Linked DNA regions of Homo sapiens: region 1 is linked to region 2. The links are chromatin contacts, found by POLR2A ChIA-PET in ENCODE. All regions are on one chromosome and are shown on one strand. The core of a region is the stretch at or near the end of the contact, and the rest is flanking DNA. Distances in the headings are between cores, read along the strand shown.

Region 1 (3,168 bases), core at 405-2,904, 280 kb before region 2:
GCAACAACACGGAGAAACCTCAGAGCATTATGCTAAGTAATAAAAGCCATATATAAAAGAGTACACACTGTATTAGTCCATTGATACAGAATTCTAAAACAAGCAAAGCTAATCTATGGTGACAGAAATCAGAACAAAGTTGCCTGGGACAGGGAGGGAGTTGGGAGTCCCCTCCCTTGGGAAAAGGCATGAGGAAATCCTTAGGAGGTGATGGAAATGTTCTATATTTTGATAGAGGTGTGGGCTACACACGTGTATGCATTTGTCAACACTCTCTGTACCTCTAAGAGCTGTGCGTTTTATTATATGTAAATTATTATTTTTATTTTTATTTGAGACTTGGGTTTCACTATGTTTCCCAGGCTGGACCCAAATTCCTGGCTTCAAACTATTCTCCAGCCTGGCCTCCCAAAGTGATAGGATTACAGGTGTGACTCACTGTGTTCAGCCTATTGTAGGTAAGTATCTCCATTACAAAAACAAACAAAGAAACAAACAAAAACAAAATTAAAGAAAAGTGGTGCCCTCAGAGCTAATTACAGATTAATTAAACAACCATGAAAAACCTTATATCTGCCTAGCTGGCCATTTTTAAAACTGGCCTCATAATGAGTATTTTCGCTCTATAATTGGGAAAGCATCGCCAGGAGTCTCAGAAGAACATGCAATACCAAAATTCCTCTCCATCAGCCACAAGAGAAATCAGAGAGGAACAGAAGCAGGTAGGAGACAAAGGCAAAACTCCTAATAACAAGACAAGGAAAATAAACTCAACACTGAACTACAGAACTAGAATTTTTATTCCTTTTTCCTTGTTTTCAAAAATTTAAATTAACAGTCTGTTCAACAGAGATTTGGTTTCTAAACTGCATCTAGCTCTCACTGTACCCATGTGTGTGACAGAAAGAGAGAGAAAGAGTAACAAACGTTCCAAATAATGGAAATCATCATAAATGGAAGCTAGGGGAAGCAGTTTCACTGTACCCAGAGGAAATGGATTCCACAGCCATGCAAGGACCTGAATCTCTGTCCGGCTTTCACCTTGTCTTCTTGACTGGCCTCGTTGTCATGACATTTGCAATTTTTTTAAACAACATCAAAGAACAAAAACTATCTCCCTTCTCACCATTGGTCGTTACCTGATACCCATTTATCAGGGAGCATACTTTTCTGTAATGAATTTATTTCAGCATAGGGACAGCAACTTAAGGCATAAATGCTAAGATGGAGGCAGAAAGGAAAGAGGTTCGCCCAGAGATCCAAAGGAGAAGTGGGAGGGGAGACTCTGAAAGGCAGGGAAGAACCCCGAAAGGAGGGGCTGGGGGCTCGAGCTGGTTGTGAAAGCCTTTCCCCTTTACGCTTTGCTCTCAGTGTGGCGGGCAGACTGGATGACCAGGTGCCTTAGAGGTTCTCACAGGCACCTTTGCTTACTTAGTCCTTTTACAGCTCGGATTAATGTTTAACTTCCTTTGGGAAAGATCAAAAAACAAAGGCAGAAACTCACAGCCGGGTAGCCGTGGCATCCTCACCCCAGGGCTAGACTCTACAGCTCTTGCTCTTTGTCCCCAAGTCTCCTCCCCTCTCCTTTGTCTCCAGGCCCCAGGGGAAGGCTAGAGAATGATCACGTGGCCGGGATGGGGCTGTGTTCCTGGCAGTCCCCTGGGCTTCCTGCAGGGACCTGGATTCTTAGTATTTCAGGCTGCTGTCCCTTTTTTTTTTTCATTTCCTTTTTGTTTTTGTTGTTGATGTGACCGCGTGTCCACAACCCTGGGATTCCCTCGCCCTCAGATTCCAGAATCCAATTTCTTGGATTTCAGTGTTTTTAAGGTCAGTGGAAACTTTTTTAAAAAGCAACATTAAGCTAATATATTCTTACTGCAGAAAAGGAGCTTTGTTCTATTTATCTCTAAAACTGATGCTCACTAGTAGTTCTCAGATTTGGAAAGGTATTTGTACTATTTATTTATAGGAGCATTTATTTATAGGAAATACTGGCTGGGCGTGGTGGCTCATACCTATAATCCCAGCACTTTGGGAGGCCAATGTGGGCGGATCAGTTTGAGACCAGCCTGGCCAACATGGCAAAACCCCGTCTCTACTAAAAATACAAAAATTAGCTGGGCGTGGTGGTGAGTGCCTGTAATCCCAGCTACTCCGGAGGCTGAGGCTGGAGAATCGCCTGAACCTGGGAGGCGGAGGTTGCAGTGGGCCGAGATCGCGCCATTGCACTCCAGCCTGGGCGACAAAAACGAAACTCCATCTCAAAAAAAAAAAAAGGAAATCCACTAGATCGAGGTGCTTGGAAAAACAACCCATCACTAAGGATCCTTCCCTTCCTCTTCTCCATTAATACCACCTTTGTAAAGATTCCCTCCGGTACCACCCCAAAGAACTGAAGTGCAGATAATTATTTCCCAGAATGTTGTTTTTACGCTGGTGAAATTCAACGGCAAACATTTTACTAACACTCTCCTCCTTTTCCTACCTGAGGTATTAAAACTTGGAGTCAGCCTGGGTAATATTTTATAGGAAAATGCTCTTCATCACTGTACACCTGTGCCTACCATGGTACCTGGGGCATCTAGTAGGTGCCAGATAAATATATATGTACATTTTATATATATATATATATATATGTATGTATGTATATATAGTTTTTTTTTTTTTTTTTTCCCGAGACAGAGTCTTGCTCTGTCACCCAGGCTGGCATGCAGTGGCGTGATCTTGGCTCACTGCAACCTCCGCCTCCTGGTTCAAGCAATTCTCCTGCCTCAGCCTCCCAAGTAGCTGGGATTACAGGCACGCACCACCATGCCCAGCTAATTTTTGTGCTGTTAGTAGAGACGAGGTTTCACCATGATGGCCAGGCTGGTTTCAAACTCCTGACCTCAGGTGATTCGTCCACCTCAGCCTCCAAAAGTGCTGGGATTACAGGCACGAGCACTGCACCCTGCCACAGACAAATATTTACTGAGGGAATTAATGAGAAGAATCTGGGAGAAAAGAAGAAAGCAGAGATTTCTAAAATGGAAGAATTTCCCCTAGAATTATCCAGAACTGACTGTGTAATAAAAGTACACTTTTTCCTTCTTTGCTTAGCTAAGTATTGGGGAAACATTTAAAATTATTAAAAATAGAGGGAGTTTCGGGAGCCTGAAAAGTCTTTAG
Region 2 (3,222 bases), core at 98-2,597:
TCACAGCTTTCAGTTCACCTGAGCCCTAAAACTGCTCCTTGAAGTCACAAGAGAGTCTAGATTATCATCCCAATTTGATAGCAGAAAAAACTGAGCCAGTGCTATGGATTGAATGTGTCCCCCAAAATTCATGTGTTAGCAACTTAAGCCTCAATCAGCAGAATTGAAGTGTGAGACCTTTAAGAGGTGATGAGGTCAGGCGGGCTTTGCCCTCCTGAATGGATTGATGCTGTTATCTTGGGAGGGGGTTCCTGGTAAAAGGATGAGTTCGGCTTCCCCTTCTCTCACACTCTCTTGCCCCTCCACCTTCCGCCATGGGATGAGGCAGCAAGAAGGCCCTCGCCAGATGTGCCCCTCGATCTTTGACTTCTCAGCCTCCAGAACTGTGAGCCAAATAAAAAGTTTCTGCTTATTGTAAATTACTATAAAAAATATATTTTTTAAAAAGGCCACACATGGTGGCTCATGCCTGTAATCCCAGCACTTTTGGAGGCTGAGGCGGAAGGATTCCTTGAGCCCAGGAGTTCAAGACTAACCTGGGCAACATAGTGAGACCTTGTCTCTACAAAAAATAAAAACAAAATATAATAATAAATTACCCAGCCTCAGATATTCTGTTACAGCAACACAAAATGGACTGAGACACCCAGTGAGGAAAGTAACCCTCAAGCGCCCCCATAACGCAGGGCTGCTTGTCTTAGGTTTGTCACCTCTCATATCTGGTCCAACCCTCCATGATGGGGGAGAGGGCCAGCCAGCAGGCGGAGGGGGTGATGGGTGAAGCTCTGTGTGGCCAGAGAGTTCATCCTTTTGGCCTTAGAGACCAGAGCCTTCTTGTTAGAGTCCCAGAGCACCTAAAAAGGCTCTGGGCTTGGATGGGCAGAGCTCTGGCCCTCAGTGACTCAGGTCCCGCCTTGGGAGGTACCAGGGGTGGCAGTAGGGAGCTTCTGGGGATTTAAGATGTGCCCCCTCATGCCACAGCCTGGGGTGAGGGATGAGAGGCTCTGAGGCCATACCCACGCTCTTGATCCTGCAAACCCACTTAAAGAATGAGGCGGCCTGCTCCACACTGGCAGCAAGAGGGAACCAATAAAGGGAAATCATTCATCGTCACTCTGTCATCAAGAGGAATGCAGATAACAACACTGTCTTCCTGTCTTTCCAGGGGCATTTGGGGAGAGAAGAAGCTGGGTCACATGCCAGGAATGCTTCAGTAACTGCATCCCAGGAATTACCAAATTAGCCAAAGCTCATGCAGAGCCATCTCCCCACTACTGCTGGGGTGCCTGACAGGGAGAGGTTCTGGAGAGCCTGGAGCTCCCTCACCAAGAAGAAAGCATGAGGAGGGGAGGGGCTGGGGAAGGGGAGGGACCAGGAAACTCCTCCTCTCCAGAGTCTGCCCCTGGGAGAAGAGGGCAGAGTGCCACCCAGACACCTCGCTTGTCCACTCATGCTTGAGGGTGTCAAGTTGTCTCTTGCAGTGCAGACAAGCTGCACCAAAGTGTCCACACTCTCCTTAGCCAAGCTGAGGGCAGGGAGAGTGGGTGGCTCTGTGGCCAGGGCTAGGACCTTCTTCAGGGGCTGCTGAAGGATAGCAGAACATGCCACCCCCAAATATGTCACTTGGGCGTAAGGACTGTTTTGAGCTGAAGGCAACTGAGAAGAAGCAGAGAAAAGAAAAGCTCTCTGCCCTCCCCCTATTTGCCTAAAAGCAGGATATAAATTTATAAGGGTGTTCCTCCTCCCCTCTCAACCAGGAAGGACAAAGGTTGATCACAGAAGACAACGTTAGAACCTTATCAGCCTGGAGATGGCACAAAGGAATCTACATAACAAGCGCTGCTAACTGGCCTTTGTCTACCATTAGTTTCCCATTGATTTGTCTTCCCACAATTTGCCATCCCCAGAGACTCCAAGTCCTTTTTCTTTGTCTCATTGCTTCTTTTAAATTGTATGCTCTTGGTTGAAAATGCTATGTAAGCCACAGTTCTAAGCTACCTCATTTTTTTCCTTTTTGAGACGGAGTCTCGCTCTGTCACCCAGGCTGGAGTGCAGTGGCGTGATCTTGGCTCATTGCAAGCTCCGCCTCCCAGGTTCACGCCATTCTCCTGCCTCAGATTCCCGAGTAGCTGGGACTACAGGCGCCCACCACCACGCCCGGCTAATTTTTTGTATTTTTAGTAGAGATGGGGTTTCACCGTGTTAGCCAGGATGGTCTCGATCTCCTGACCTCGTGATCCGCCCGCCTCGGCCTCCCAAACTGCTGGGATTACAGGCGTGAGCCACTGAGCTGGGCCTCTAAGCTACTTCTTTAAGCTTTTCTCGTTTTCCCTGAGTATCTCCCATGAATACATTTTATACATGTTAATAAAGTTCTGTTTGTTTTTCCTTGTTAATCTGTCTCCTGTTACCAAGGTCCCAGCTAAGAACTCAGAAAGGTAGAGGGAAAATTGTTTTTTCCTTCCTTACACTGGGAAACCAAGTCAAGCCAGTCATTCCCTGAGGTGCTCTAATCTCAGCTTCATGACCAACCAATGACCCTCCCACCATGAAGGTCAGGTGACTTCAAAGGAACCCCCTTCCTGGGAGGGCTCTCAATGACCCAACCATTCCACCAGTCACTGTTGGGACTCCCTGGTTTCCTCAGGTACCTCTTCTGCCCTTGGAAGTGCCTGGTGCAGAGGGGATCCAGGGAGGTGGCAGAGCAGAGATAAGCTCCAAGAGGAGTGCAGGCTGCCGGGGGTCCCTTCCTGGGCAAGCCTTGAAGCCCTCTCTGAAGAGCAGTGTCAACCAGCGACTCCTGCGCATTCTGGGAGGGCCTCTGCCTTCCTTCTCACGTTTCCCCATTGGCAGGCAGGCAAAGTTCAGTCTTCCCCTTCTTGGCTAGAATTTTCTGCCAGTGAATTCAGTTCTGAATACCCCAGCTGAGTGGGATTTCCAGCTACTGGAGAGAAGTCTGGGACCACACTGGCAGACTGTCAGGACCTGCTCCTGTGATTTCATTTCCACTGCAGAGAGCACACTTCTTTTTCTTTCTACACTTGCCAGTTTCCCGGAGGCCCCTGGCCATCCTTGAGCCTGGCACAGACGGCAGCCAGCAGGACCAGAGCCTGATGGACAAACTTGGGACAAATTCCGCTGGTTCTCTTGCCTAGCAGAGAACTGCCAAGGTGGCATCTCCTTCCTGCCTGGTCTGGGTAGAAAACCCTAAGCTGAACCCAG

What was found. ChIA-PET counts read pairs that join two places held with the same protein, here RNA polymerase II (POLR2A).
Region 1: POLR2A ChIA-PET joins it to region 2 with 10 read pairs in PC-9. The contact joins the promoter of EPCAM-DT here to the enhancer-like site in region 2. POLR2A ChIA-PET finds 5 or more read pairs at or near these places in 8 of 52 experiments (A549, BJ, Caco-2 and 5 more).

What each region holds. Positions count from the first base shown.
Region 1 is chr2:47,343,560-47,346,727 of GRCh38, reverse strand. It overlaps EPCAM-DT (EPCAM divergent transcript), which reads left to right and starts at 1,654. Exons shown (of 5, transcript NR_110208.1): 1 at 1,654-1,827.
Region 2 is chr2:47,064,081-47,067,302 of GRCh38, reverse strand. All of the region lies in intron 19 of TTC7A (tetratricopeptide repeat domain 7A), which reads right to left. Among named protein-coding and RNA genes, the nearest start is that of STPG4, 90 kb to the left of the region's middle. RefSeq lists an enhancer at 357-915. Within about 2 kb of position 1,347, at least 9 of the 41 ENCODE cell types and tissues checked have a DNase peak (open chromatin) inside an H3K27ac peak, as active enhancers do; they include PC-9, where a contact is called at or near this core.